Regions from separate parts of the Homo sapiens genome. Here region 1 is linked to region 2. Evidence: read pairs that join two places in POLR2A ChIA-PET (ENCODE). Cell type or tissue: CD4-positive, alpha-beta T cell. All regions are shown on one strand. Links, peaks and the distances in the headings refer to the core of each region. The heading gives the core; the rest is flanking DNA. Region 1 overlaps INPP4B (inositol polyphosphate-4-phosphatase type II B). Region 2 overlaps INPP4B (inositol polyphosphate-4-phosphatase type II B).

Region 1 (2,500 bases), core at 1-2,500, 240 kb before region 2:
TTAAATGTTCCCACTATTAGACTAAGTTTTGTGGTAAAGAATGGAAAGAAGAGAAAGTCATGAGCAAAACAGAAATGCCGAAGTGAGGGCAGAGTTCAAAGTGACATTTTCCCTATACAAGGCACTGTGGGATTCCCCAGGTCCAGCAGCATCCCTTAGCTTCAACCAGAACTCTCCTGGAACCCACTGGTCCACCTGCCATTAAAGAGTTTACTGCCTCATGCTACAATATTGACCTTCAAGTCTCTCATAGCTCCCTGCCTTGAAGACACATACAAATTCATGCTAATGGAAGAAATTTAAAGGAGAGAACTGCCTTCCCCTTTTCATTACCTCCCCAATAGCATTTTCTCCTGTCCAAGAATTTTAAGAGTGTCCTCTATAGTGCCTAACCAGGAAGGATGATGCAATTGGAGGAATATGCAGACCAGTTAGGAAGATTGAAGAATTTAGGACAAAAGACCACTGGGATTTTGCCTGGCCTTCTTGAAAAGAGAGCAGTTAACGTTTCTTCCTACTGTTTCCAATTACCTTCTGTTTGCTTTGGTGCCAGTAACAACATCAAGAAAAATGTAGTCAGTTTCTCTCTATACGGTATGCAATACATTGTAAAAGTAGAGCACTTTGTCAATCCCCTATTTTAGAATAATTACACTATCAAGAAAGTTTTAAATATTGCCTAATTTCCATTTGCTTTCTACCCACAATATTACCACTCTGCTGAAAACAACAACAACAAAATGTAAACCAAAAGATCAAGTCAGCTCTCCTGAAAAAGAAAAATCTGTTCCAAAAACTTTTGCTCCTAACCAATTGCCAATTTGGCAACGAGACAAACATATTTGGGAAAAAAACAACAAACGATAAACATAAGACAATCATGAACACGGTGCAAATATCCTCTTTGAAAAATGTCAGTTACACAAAAAATCCAATCGTGTGGAAAAGCATAACTTTTTCCCAAAGAAAGAAAGAAGTACCAGTACTTACGGTGTCATGAGACTTATCCTTGACATCATAGACTGTTAGTTTTATTTTGGTCTCCTCATAGATGGGATACTCAGATGGGAATGTGACACCAGTCAAAAACAGTGGGTCCCTTGTTCCCTGTAACAGCACAAGCAGACAACTTTGATTCAATAAGGCAGCAACTGTAGTTGGCAGCACGCAAGTGACACATGAGAATGCAGAAAGTGTGCCTGAGTCTGTTTTTCAAGGAAATAGTTCTATTAGAAGAGATCTGAATTGTCAAATCCTGCTCTTGGGCAACAACATGGCCCAGGGCCTTAAGGAAGTGATACAACTGCTGATAGTAAATGAACCTGCATCATTGTCAGAGCTGCCTTGAAAAAGTTTATTTTTATTATCTACAGAACCCTTCTTTAGGGTTAGTTAATTTAAAATACACTTAATAAATATAACTTGTAATTTATGCAAATAATCTAAGATATTGACTCATCAAATTAAAATGAAGCTATTTTCTCCGAAAGAACCATGTGGTAATCTTATGCTTCCATTTATTTCCTTTCTGTAATGATTCAATTGAAAATCATGCTCTGATAGTGTCCATTTGTTTTTAGATGTTCAGCTATGATTTTTTTTTTCCTCAGAATCACTTGAAAACTAATGAAAGAAACTCTAAATATGATGGATTTGAGGCTATAAAATTACTAGCTCAGGATGCAGTGCACAGGATATTTCAATGCCTCAGAATTCATTTTTAGAGCTGACATCCAGCATTAAATTTTATACATATATATTGCCGAATATCATGGAGATGTTTGCTAGAGTTCTATAAACTAATTGTCTATGGAAATTTCTGGAAGCCCAAGTAATTCATTCATTTATTCTTTCATTCAACAAATACATTTTGCTTGGCACTGCATCAGACACTTTGGAACGGGCAGTGAATAAAACAACTAAAAATAGCAAAACATGTTCAAGTACAATATTTTAAAATGTGCCAAAATAAGACATTTCTTATAGTTAAGATGGTAAATTTTATAATATGTGTATTTTATCACAATAAAATGAAAATTAAGAAAAAATCAAAATTAAATGAGTGAATAAGTAAATTTTGGCAACATTTTTAAAATAACAGAATTTTTAACTTTTTTATATAAAATGAATAACTTACAATTTTGGTTAAGATGTTTTCATATGAATAAGATTATTTTTGTTAATTCAACTATAGCATTAACTATATATTATACCAACACTGGAACCTAAAGTTTCCAAAGGGCATATTCAGGGCTACATGCAGTATCTGGGTCATTCCCATTATAGAAATGACTCCCGTTCAGTCTGAATCATTTATTCCACCACCGCATCAAAGCAGGCGGTCAGCCCTGAGCTAGCCAGGTCTGGGGCAGGCTAGTTAGGTTCTTACAGAGAAACTCCTCATTCAAAACATATGCAGCTCACAAGTCTAAGAAAAACAAGCAAATCTTAAGAAGTGTAGATTATACTTTCTCCAGCCCCAGATGTTTAAATAAGTATC
Region 2 (12,332 bases), core at 5,086-7,585:
GGTTCTGGTCAGTGTAATAACATAAGAAAAACAATAAAAGGTATAAGAACTGGAAAAAAATGAAAATATTATTATTTGCCAGGAATATGGTTGTGTACTTAACAACATTCAAAAGATTCTATGATGCATGAAAATTAATAAGTTAGTTATGTTATGCATCTGACGAAGGTCTAATATCCAGCATCTATAACGAACTTAAAAAAAATTACAAGAGAAAAACAACCCCATTCAAAAGTGGGCAAAGGACATGAACAGACAGTTGTCAAAAGAAGACATACATGTGGCCAACAAACATATGGAAAAAAGCTCAATATTACTGATCATTAGAGAAATGCAAATCAAAACCACTATGAGATACCATCTCACACTAGTCAGAATGGCTATTATTAAAAAGTTAAAAAAATAACAGATGCTGGAGAGGTTGCAGAGAAAAGGGAACACTTATACACTGTTAGTGTGAGTTTAAATTAGCTCAATTATTGTGGAAGGCAGTATAGCAATTCCTCAAACAGCTAAAAATAGAACTACCATTTGACCCAGCAATCCCATTACTGGGTATATACCTGAAGAATAGAAATCATTCTACCATAAAGACACATGCACATTAATGTTCATTGCAGCACTATTCACAATAGCAAAGACATGGAATCAACCTAAATGCCCATCAATGACAGACTGGATAAATAAAATGTGGTACATATACACCATGGAATACCATGCAGCCATAAAAAGAACAAGATCGTGTCTTTTGTGGGAACATGGATGGAGCTAGAGGCTATTATTTTTAGCAAAATAGCACAGGAACAGAAAACCAAATACTGCATGTTCTCACTTGTCAATAGGAGCTAAATGAGGAGAACACATAAACACAAACAAGGGAATAATAGATACTTGGGTCTACTTGAGGGTGGAGGGTAGTAAAAAGGAGAGCAGTAGAAAAAATAACTAATGGTTATTAGGCTTAATACCTTGGTGATGAAATAATCTATACAACAAACCCCCATGACATGACTTTACCTACAAAACAAACCTTCACATGTACCCCTGAACCTAAAATAAAAGTCTAAAAAAATTAATAAGTTTTGAAAGATTTCTACAAAATCTACAAAAATAACTGCATTTCTATATGCCAGAAATAAAAATAATTTTCGGTGATATGTGTCCCCACCCAAATTTCACCTTGAATTATAATAATCCCCACATGTCAAGGGCAGGATCCTGTTGAGATCACTGCATCATGGGGGCAGTTTCCCCCATGCAGTTCTAGTGGTAGTGAGTGATTTCGCACAAGATCTGATGGTTTTATAAGGGGCTTCTCCTTTCACTCAGCACCCATTCTGCCTCCTGCTGCCCTGTGAAGAGGTGACTTCTGCCATGATTGAAAGTTTCCTGAGGTCTCCCCAGCAATGCAGAACTGTGAGTCAATTAAACCTCTTTTCTTTATAAATTACCAAGTCTCGGGTATTTCTTTATAGCAACATGAGAATGGACTAATACAGAAGGTAATATTTACATTAAAATGCAACAAAAGTCAAATACCTAGAAATAAACAAAATAAATAATGTGTAAAACCTATATGAAGAAATAAAAAATTTTGAAAAACTAAGGAAAACCTAAGTAAATAGAAGGAACTATTATTTTCATGAATTAAAAGTCTCAATATCATTGAGTTGCAAATTTTTCCCAATTCATAGATAGGGTAGCCAAATTATTGTTAGTCCAGTGAAAGAAGGCACTAAATAAATAGTGATTTATTGACCAAGAGGTATTAGTTTTAGTTTATTAGTGGACTTATAAAATATTCCTGGTCAATTTTCTCCTAAAATCATACTCTTCCTAAAAAATGTAAATAACCTAAAATGGTATACATGTAAGAAAAAAATATTCTATATGGATTATCTAAACCTTAAAATCATACAAGCAGAATTACTTTTGCTATATATTCACATACTTTAGTCCATTTATTAGCTCCCTTTCTCCTACTAATATCATGTCACTGGTATTTCCTGAAAATATTATTTTTATTGAATATGGTATTATCTTTAAATTTTTATAAAATTACTTGTAATTATAGGATTTTATTTTATGGCTACAATTGACAACAACTTTTTCAATGATTCTTCCTATAGATGATATTTTAATTGTTAAAATACTCTAAAAACATGGCTAAAGTACATCACTTAAATTCTGCTAAATGGGTCATACTCTTATTTATTTTTTATTTATCAATAAACTTTATTTTTTAAAGCAGTTTTAGGTTTTAGCAAAAAATGAGCAGAAAGTACATAGAGTTCCCATGAACCATCCCTTTCTAAACACAAAACTTCATCCATTATCAACATCCTGCACCACAATGGTACATTTGTTAGAATGGATGAACCTGCATTGACACATCATTATCACCCAGTCCATAGTTTACCTTAGGATTCACTCTTGTTGTATATTCTATGGGTTTTGACATATGTATAATGAGGATATACACCATTGTAGTACAGTACAGAATGGTTTCATTGCCCCCCGCAAAAAAATTGTCTATGTCATGCCTATTCATCCCTCCTGACCCTGCAAATCCTGTCAATCACTCATTTTTTATTATCTCCATAGTTTTGCCTTTTCCAGAATGCCCGATATTTAAAACCATAACGTTTGTAGCCCTTTTAGATTTGATTATTTCATTTAATAATATGCATTTGAATTTCTTCCATGTATTGTCATGGCTTGATACTTCATTTCTTTCTAGCATGGCATAGTATTCCATTGTCTGAATATGCCACAGTTTATTTACCTACTCACTTACTGAAGGACAGCTTGGTTACTTCCAAATTTTGGCAATTATAAATAAAGCTGCTGTAAACATTCATGTGCAAGTTTTTGTGTGAACATAAGTTTTCAATTCATTTGGGTAAATACCAAGGAGCATGATAGCTGGATCTTATGGTAAGAGTATCTTTAGTTTTGTAGCCAACTGCCAAGCTGTTTTCCAAAGTGGCTGCATAACTTTGCATTCCTAACAGCAACAAATGAGTTCCTGTTGCTCCATATGCTCACCGACATTTGGCGTTGTCAGCATTTTGGATTTGGGCCATTCAAAAAGGTGTGTAGTGGTATCTCAGTGTTGTTTAATTTTGCAGTTCTCTAATGACATGATGTTGACCATCTTTTTATATGCTTACATGCCATCTATATATCTTCTTTCTTGAAGTATATTTTTAGGTCTTTTGCCCATTTAAAAAAATTAAGCTGTTAGTCTTTTTATTGTTGAGTTTTGAAAATTCTTTATACATTTTAGATAACAATCTTTCATCAGATTTGTCTTTTGCAAATATTTTCTCCCAGTCCGTGGCTTGTCTTCTCATTCTCTTGACATTGTCTTTCAGAGCAGAAATTTCAGTTTAGTAAAGTCCAGCTTACCAATTATTTCTTTCATGGATTGTGCCTTTGGTGTTGCATCTAAACAATCATCACCATACCTAAGTTCTAGGTTTTCTCCCATGCTCACTTCTAGGCATTTTATAGTTTGGCATTTTACATTTAAGTCTATGGTTCATTTTGAGTAAATTTTCATGAACGGTATAAAATCTGTGTCTAAAATAATTTTTTGCCTGTGTTATTGTAGTACTATTTGTTGAAAAGATCATCTTTGATCCATTGTATTGCCTTTGTTCCTTGTCAAAGATCAGTTGACTATGTTAGTCTATTTCTGGGCTCTTTATACTGTTCCATTGATTTTAGTTGTCTATTCTCTTTTTTTTTTTTTTTGAGATGGAGTCTCACTCTGTCACCCAGGCTGGAGTGCAGTGGCATGATCTTGGCTCACTGCAAGTTCCACCTCCCAGGTTCACGCCATTCTCCCACCTCAGCCTCCCAAGAGTAGCTGGGACTACAGGTGCCCGCCACCATGTCCGGCTAATTTTTTGTATTTTTCAGTGGAGACGGGGTTTCACCATGTTAGCCAGGATGGTCTCGATCTCCTGACCTCGTGATCCACCCACCTTGGCCTCCCAAAGTGCTGGGATTACAGGCATGAGCCACCATGCCCGGCCTAGTTGTCTATTCTTAATGGAAAAGCTTCTCGTTTTCACCATTAAGTATGATGCTGCCTATAGGCTTTTTTGTGGATAGTCTTAATCAAGTGATGATGTTTCCTAATATTTTTGGTTTATTGAAAGTTGTTATCATGAATGGGTGTTGGAGTTTAGTCAAATTTTTTTGTTTTGGCATCTAATGACATGATCATATGGTTTTTCTCCTACCTTGCTGAAGTGTTGAATTACATTGACTGTTTTTTGAATGCTGACCTAGCCTTGTATACGTGGGATCATGCCACTTGGTTGTGGTATATAATTATTTTTATACATTACTGGATTTGATTTCTTAGTATTTTGTTGCATCTGTGTTCATAAGAGGTATTGGTCTGTAAGTTGCTTTTTTTGTAATATCTTTGGCTTTAATATTCAGGTAATTCTGACCTAATAGAATGAGTTAGAAAGTACTCTGCTTCTACCATCTGAATGTGATTGTAGAGAATTGATATAATTTTTTTCTTGAATGTTTGGCAGAATACATCTGGTACTAAAACTTTCTGTTTTAATGGGTTGTTAATTATTGATTAAATAGGTTTATTCAGATTGTCTATTTCTTCTTGTGTGAGTTTTGGCAGATTGTGTCTTTGTAGTAATTGGTCCTTTTCATCTAGGTTATCACATTTTTTGGCATAGAGTTGTTTATTAAAATACCTATATCCAAATATTTTTATAAATATTGACTCTGCCACTTTGAAGAGCACTTTTTTTTTGACAAATATTTTCATAAGGCAGAATTTGTTAGATAAACCAAAGGCACAGGCAGGCGGCTTTGCAGAGACAGCAAAATCAAATAATTTTCTGCCACGACCCTAAATCAAAATGAGTTAGCTACTCCTAGCTCTTCGTGTTTGAGTTCAGTTCATCAACAAGCATTCTGCTTGTTGCCTTTGAATGAGAGGTATTATTAGCATTGTGACAGAAAAAGATTGATAAAAAGAGGCGGATCATTGCTGGTCAGTTTTCCAATTAAACCATAAGTAAAAGTGAAAATTCTGTTCACTACCCATGTATCTCATCTACTTTAGTTGAAAAGATAATCTTTTCAACAAATGGTACTACTACTTCTAGATGTGACCATGCAGAAGCTAGAATTACAAAGTGAGGTATACCCTTTCTAGCTTATCATAATTCAGTAATAATATGAATAGTGAAAAGGTGAAAAACCTCATAGGAATACTAACCTAGAAAGGATACGAGGGCAACAGGTGTAAACTGTGACTGTACTAGGCAAACTAGACCGAATGTCATATTTTCTACAATTCAATGCAATCTTAATAAGAGCACTAACAGATATTCCAATGGTACCTAACAAACTAATTTAGAAACATAAATGAAAATGCAAAGAAATAACCAAAATGCTCTTGAAAAAAAGGGACAAGGTAAGATGACTTGCTCTATTGGAAATTAAGACTTATTAAAAACCTACAGTAATTAAAATTATGTGGTACTGGTACAAGGCACAAATGAATAGGTAAGTGGAATAAATGGAATAATTAATATATGGATAGTTGAATTATGAGGAAGTTGACACTGTAGAGCTGTAGGGTAATGATTATTTTCACTATTTGTACTAGGACAGTTGGATACTGATATAAAAAATATCTAAATATAAAATTTAAAATAGCAAAGGTCCTAAAATATAATATACAGGGATATAACATCAACAATTTAGCAAAGGGAAAAATTCCTTACAAGAATTTAAAAAGCACCAAACATAAAGAAATTAGAGATAAATTAAAAATTTTTATTTATCAAGGTTCACATTAAGACAGTAAAGAGGCAAGTCAGAAAGCTAGATAAGACATTCGCAACACATACAACCAATAATTCCTAACAATTAAAATAGACAACATAATAGAAAAAAGGTCAAGGGACTTTGAAAAGCATTTTCAAAAAAAAAAGATAGCCAAATTGTCAATAATCATATGAAAAAGTACTCAAGCTCATTAATAATCATGGAAATGCTAATTAAAACTATAATGAGATACTGCTAGACACTCAGCAGATTGGCTAAAATTTAAAAAGGCTTTGAATCACAAATTTGGATGAAGATGTGAAGTAGTAAGAACTCTGACTTACTGCTGCTGATAGGAATATAAATCAGTATCATTTTGGAAAACTGTTTGGCAATATCTGCTAACGTTGCAGGTAAACATAACCTAAGATGTAATAATTGCACTCCTAGGTATAATACTATCATAAATGCACATACACGAGCCCCAAGAGACATGCACAAGAATGTTACAGCAGCACTGTCTGTAATTGTCACAACTGGAAACAACTGAAACAGCAAATATTCATCAACAAACTACTAGATTGCTAAAATGTGGTCTATTCATACAAGAAAATGCTATACAGCACCAAAACTTTTATTTTTTTCATTTTATATATATTTATTATACTTTAAGTTCTAGGGTACATGTGCACAATGTGCAGGTTTGTTACACATATATACATGTGCCATGTAGGTGTGCTGCACCCATTAACTCGTCATTTACATTAGGTATACCACCTAATGCTATCCCTACCCCCTCCCCCCACCCCACAACAGGCCCCGTTGTGTGATGTTTCCTTTCCTGTGTCCAAGTGTTCTCATTTTTCAGTTCCCAGCTATCAGTGAGAACATGCGGTGTTTGGTTTTTTATCCTTGCGACAGTTTGCTGAGAATGATGGTTTCCATCTTCATTCATGTCCCTACAAAGGACATGAACTCATCCTTTTTTATGGCTGCATAGTATACCATGGTGTGTATGTGCCACATTTTCTTAATCCAGTCTATCATTGGACAATTTGGGTTGGTTCCAAGTCTTTGCTATTGTGAGTAGTGCTGCAATAAACATACGTGTGCATGTGTCTTTATAGCAGCATGATTTATAGTCCTTTGGGTATATACCCAGTAATGATTTGGCTGTGTCAAATGGTATTTCTAGTTCTAGATCCCTGAGGAATCACCACACTGACTTCCACAATGGTTGAACTAGTTCACAGTCCCACCAACAGTGTAAAAGTGTTCCTATTTCTCCACATCCTCTCCAGCACCTCTTGTTTCCTGACTTTTTAATGATTGCCATTCTAACTGGTGTGAGATGATATCTCACTGTGGTTTGATTTGCATTTCTCTGATGACCAGTGATGATGAGCATTTTTTTCTGTGTCTGTTGGCTGCATTGATGTCTTCTTTTGAGAAGTGTCTGTTCATATCCTTCGCCCACTTGTTGATGGGGTTGTTTGTTTTTTTCTTGTAAATTTGTTTGAGTTCTTTGTAGATTCTGGATATTACCCCTTTGTCAGATGAGTAGATTGCAAAAATTTTCTCCCATTCTGTAGGTTGCCTGTTCACTCTAATGGTAGTTTCTTTTGCTGTGCAGAAGCTCTTGAGTTTAATTAGATCCCATTTGTCAATTTTGGCTTTTGTTGCCATTGCTTTTGGTGTTTTAGACATGAAGTCTTTGCACATGCCTATGTCCTGAATGGTATTGCCTAGGTTTTCTTCTAGGGTTTTTATGGTTTTAGGTCCAACATTTAAGCCTTTAATCCATCTTGAATTAATTTTTGTATAAGGTATAAGGAAGGGATCCAGTTTCAGCTTTCTACATATGGCTAGCCAGTTTTCCCAGCACCATTTATTAAATAGGGAATCCTTTCCCCATTGCTTGTTTTTGTCAGGTTTGTCAAAGATCAGATAGTTGTAGATGTGTGGTATTATTTCTGAGGACTTTGTTCTGTTCCATTGGTCTATATCTCTGTTTTGGTACCAGTACCATGCTGTTTTGGTTACTGTAGCCTTGTAGTATAGTTTGAAGTCAGGTAGCGTGATGCCTCCAGCTTTGTTCTTTTGGCTTAGGATTGACTTGGTGATGCGGGCTCTTTTTTGGTTCTATATGAACTTTAAAGTAGTTTTTTCCAATTCTGTGAAGAAAGTTATGGGTAGCTTGATGGGGATGGCATTGAATCTATAAATTACCTTGGGCAGTATGGCCATTTTCACAATATTGATTCTTTCTATCCATGAGCATGGAATGTTCTTCCATTTGTTTGTGTCCTCTTTTATTTCATGGAGCAGTGGTTTGTAGTTCTCCTTGAAGAGGTCCTTCACATCCCTTGTAAGTTGGATTCCTAGGTATTTTATTCACTTTGAAGCAATTGTGAATGGGAGTTCACTCATGATTTGACTCTCTCTTTGTCTGTTATTGGTGTATAAGAATGCTTGTGATTTTTGCACGTTGATTTTGTATCCTGAGACTTTGCTGAAGTTACTTATCAGCTTAAGGAGATTTTGGGCTGAGATGATGGGGTTTTCTAAATATACAATCATGCCATCTGCAAACAGGGCCAAAAATTTTAAAAACTACTTCTCACAACAACATGATGAATATTGTAAAAACTGTGGAAAAAAACAAGATAGACAAGAATAGTGTATGCTTTATAATATTTATATACAGGGAAGATAAAAACAGAAAGTGCTGTATAAAGTGATTTAGGGATACATACTTATCCAGTAAAACTATAAAGAAAAACAAAAGATGTGAATAAAACAAAGTAATGGTAATGATTACATTTAAGGAGGGGAGCAATTCAGTGGAGGTGAAAGCAAGCCTCTAATGCGCTGGCAATCTTGACCTGATGATGGTTGCAGGGGTGTTCACTTTGATAAATCATTGAGGAGAAAGCTTTTTGTTTTATGAATTTTTCTATATTTTGCTATATTTCAACTTTTTTTGAAAAAGATAACTCTGTAACAGCTCCTTGTTCAGTGTTCATCTCACTTCATTGTTTGGAATATAACCAGCTCAGCCATATTTGCCTGTACCTTCTTCAAAGCTTACCATGAAAATACTTAATAGCTAATTGGGCAGAGGTTTAAGTGAGGATTTCATACAATTTTAAAAGCTTAAAGAAACAAATTATTAAATAGTAAGTATGGTGCTGAATGGCATTTTTCCATTCGGAATCACACCAGAACAGAGCATGATCAAGAAAACTGAAACAATAGTGGAAAGCTACATCAACTCCCCGCATAAGAATATCTGGAGCTGGGTGCAGTGGCTCATGCCTGTAATCCCAGTGCTTTGGGAGGCTGAGGCAGGAGGATCATTTGAGGCCAGGAGTTCCAGACTAGCCTGGGCAACATTGCGTGATCCCATTTCTACAAAAACTAAAAAAATTAGCCAGGTGTGGTGGCAGGTGCCTATAGTCCTAGCTACTTGGGAGACAAGCAGGAATATTACTTAAGCCCAAGGGTTGGAGGCTATAGTGAGCTGTGACTACACCACTGCACTCCAGCAGCATAGGTGACAGAGTGAGACTGTCTCAAAAAAAAAATAAAATAAAATAAAATAAGAAGGAGAAGGAGGAGAAAGAGAAGGAAGGGGGTCAGGAGGAGGAGGAGTGGGGGAGGAGGAGAAGGAAGAGGAGGAGAAGGAGGAGGAGGAGGAGGGCGAGAAGGAGGAAAGAAGACCTGTTTCCACTTATCCTGTCAGGATCACTGTAGTCTGATTATCTCAAGATCTTTCAAATTATGAGCCAAAAAGAGATATGAAATTATATCAGGGGATAATGGCTTCTGCTTAGATTACTAAAACTTTAAGACAGGATTTTTTTATTTTGCCAAACTTTGGTGATTAAAATGGTATTATTGTCAACTAGCTTTAGTTAACTTCAGTGACAGAACATTCAGTTCCAGGAAAAATTTTTATTCATTCTGTGACTGAATTTAAAGAGCAAAGAGGACAGGTGCAGCAGCTCATGCCTGTAATCCCAGCACTTTGAGAGGCTGAGGTGGGCTGGGCGGATCACCTAAGGTCAGAAATTCAAGACCAGTCTGGCCAACATGGCAAAACCCCATCTCTACTTAAAAAAAAAAAAAAAAAAAAAAAAAAATTGGCACAGTGTAGTGGCAGGTCCCTGTAATCCCAGAGGCAGGGAGAATCACTTGAACCTGGGTGGTGGAAGAGCTTGCAGTGAGCCAAGATCAGGCCACTGCACTCCAGCCTGAGTGACAGAGCAAGACTCCATCTCAAAAAAAAAAAAAAAAAAAAAGCAAAGAGAAACATCTCAAACATCTTAGCTTTATGTATTAATTTATTCTATGGAGAAAGAAAAAGTACATGTTAAGATCTGATTCTATAATTACTAAAAATCAAGATGTATCTAAAGCTTTGTTGACAGTGTATGCTACTAGTCATCAACAAACAAAAATATACAGAGGTATTAAATAATAAGACTCATTTGTTAATTTTAAATTCTGTCTCACAATTTAAACAATACAAAAAGTAAGGACATTTGTAAATGATGATAATGAGTTTCAGAAAATTTATAATCAATAGAATTGGACAAAATTTTAATAAAAGAAATGCTCTATCAACTGAAAAGCAGTCATATGATTTGACCATTAGGATGTAGAGGTTCTCTTAGGATGGATAATGTCAGTACAACAGTAGAGGCAGAAGTCAGAAAAAAATTGAGCAGAAATCAAGGCAGTGGAGGCATTAATTTGTTTCCAAATATCCATTCTTCCTTTTTCTTTTAGTATAAAACCCCTAAATTTAGCTGGATATGTGCCTTTCCTAATAAGTCTATATTTCTCACTCTTCCTTGCAGTTATGTGTGGCCATGTGTCTAAATTTTGGCCAATAGAATGTGATGTTTGCAACTTCTGTGCTATCCACATCCTCTTCTCCCCTTCCCACTTTTAGAAAAACAGCCATGAGGAGTTGAGCTGCAGAGATATTTTTAGCCCACGAGGCAGAAGCCGGATGTTAAGGCTGGCAAAACAATGAGATAAAAGGAGTCTGAGTTCCTGCCATTGGAACGGTTATATCAGCTGTTGAATTCTTGTTCACACTGTTACATAAGGCAGAAATAAACTCTATCTATAAGCCACTGCCATTTTGGTTTCTTTTTTCCCCCCAAAATGGAACCTGGCCTAATTAATACTGTAAGCATTGACTCATCTTGAGAAGTTAAGCAGCGACAAGGAGGAAGAAATAAGAAAAATGAAAGATCCTTTTTAGGAAGAGAGAAACTAACACATTTTCATAGGCTGGGACTTTAATGAAAATACAGAGACCTGTGTTATACAATCAGAAAGAGACCCAAATATGCAGTTAGTGATTCTATAGTAACAGAAACCTGATCAGTAGTATCCTGTGGCCAGGGTAAACTGAAGGATGACTGCAAAGGAGAACAAGAGCACCTTTTTGGATGATGGACCCTTGCTATATTTTGTTTGTAGTCATAGTTATATGAGTATATACATTTATCAAAACCACTGGATGGTATTTTTAATGTTGGTGCATTTTATTGTATGTAAATTATATCTCAATGAAGTTGATTTTTAAAAAAATTTTAAACATCAACACAAGAAACTAACACAACTAACAGCCTAACACAGAGAATGAACAGAAATCTACATCAAAGTAAGTCATTATAATATTTTTAGACTATCAGCTACAAAGAAGATCCTATTTTTAAAAAAGAAGAAGAAAAACAAGAAAAAAAGATTACAGGCAAAAGATCCAAAATCAGCATAGTATCAGATTTCTTTATAGCAATATTGGAATGTTAGAAGAAACACCTTCCAATGCCATGAAGTGATACTTTCAAAACTCTGTGAAAAAATGTTTTAGTCCTAGCCACACTGGCAGTTGATTATGAGGACAGAATGTTGACACTTTCAGACATGTCAGAATTCAAAGGCTTTACTTCCTAAGTATCCATTTATTAAAAAAATAATGGAGAATGTGTTTCACCAATGAAAGCATAAACCAAAAAATGCAGAACATGACAGGTTCAGGTAACAGGAATTGCAACAAAGAAAAGTGCAAAGAAATCCCTCAGGGAGAGGAAATTGCAGGACCACTGGACTTCAGGTGTAGAAAGTAACCAATCTAGATTGAAACCAGGACAGAGTGCTCCAGGAAGGCCCTCTCTAAGGAGCAAGGGTGCTCTTGAGAAGTTTGGACCATACAAAACTAAGCAAACCAAACACAGCAGTTATTAACACCAAGGAAAATAGAAAGATTTACACAAAAAGGAATGAAATTTTAACATACTAGGTGGCTCACCTGTGAGCAACATGTTAAACTGTAAACACAATACAATGATTTCACTGAGGACTGTAATTATAACTTTACTGGTGGATAAAAATTTTTGTATAGGGGAAAATCTTGGGCCTAAATAAGGATAATTTTCCATAAAGAGAAGTTAATAGATAATGCTTAAAATTAAGAGCATAAATAAAGATGC

What was found. Peaks named below come from ENCODE experiments on the same cell type or tissue, not always from the same donor. Only the 100,000 strongest peaks of a DNase experiment are listed, where the experiment ranks them.
Region 1: POLR2A ChIA-PET joins it to region 2 with 5 read pairs; 2 of 35 experiments call an interaction of 5 or more read pairs at or near these places.

What each region holds. Positions count from the first base shown.
Region 1 is chr4:142,401,948-142,404,447 of GRCh38, forward strand. It overlaps INPP4B (inositol polyphosphate-4-phosphatase type II B), which reads right to left. Exons shown (of 26, transcript NM_001101669.3): 7 at 991-1,107. Among named protein-coding and RNA genes, the nearest start is that of INPP4B, 440 kb to the right of the region's middle. In CD4-positive, alpha-beta T cell, for the core only: no CTCF peak of the experiment used is centred there; no DNase peak of the experiment used is centred there; H3K4me3 peaks cover 2,500 bases; H3K27ac peaks cover 2,379 bases.
Region 2 is chr4:142,634,803-142,647,134 of GRCh38, forward strand. The region is part of intron 2 of INPP4B (inositol polyphosphate-4-phosphatase type II B); the gene reads right to left. The region is part of intron 2 of LOC101927613 (a long non-coding RNA gene); the gene reads left to right. Among named protein-coding and RNA genes, the nearest start is that of INPP4B, 210 kb to the right of the region's middle. In CD4-positive, alpha-beta T cell, for the core only: no CTCF peak of the experiment used is centred there; no DNase peak of the experiment used is centred there.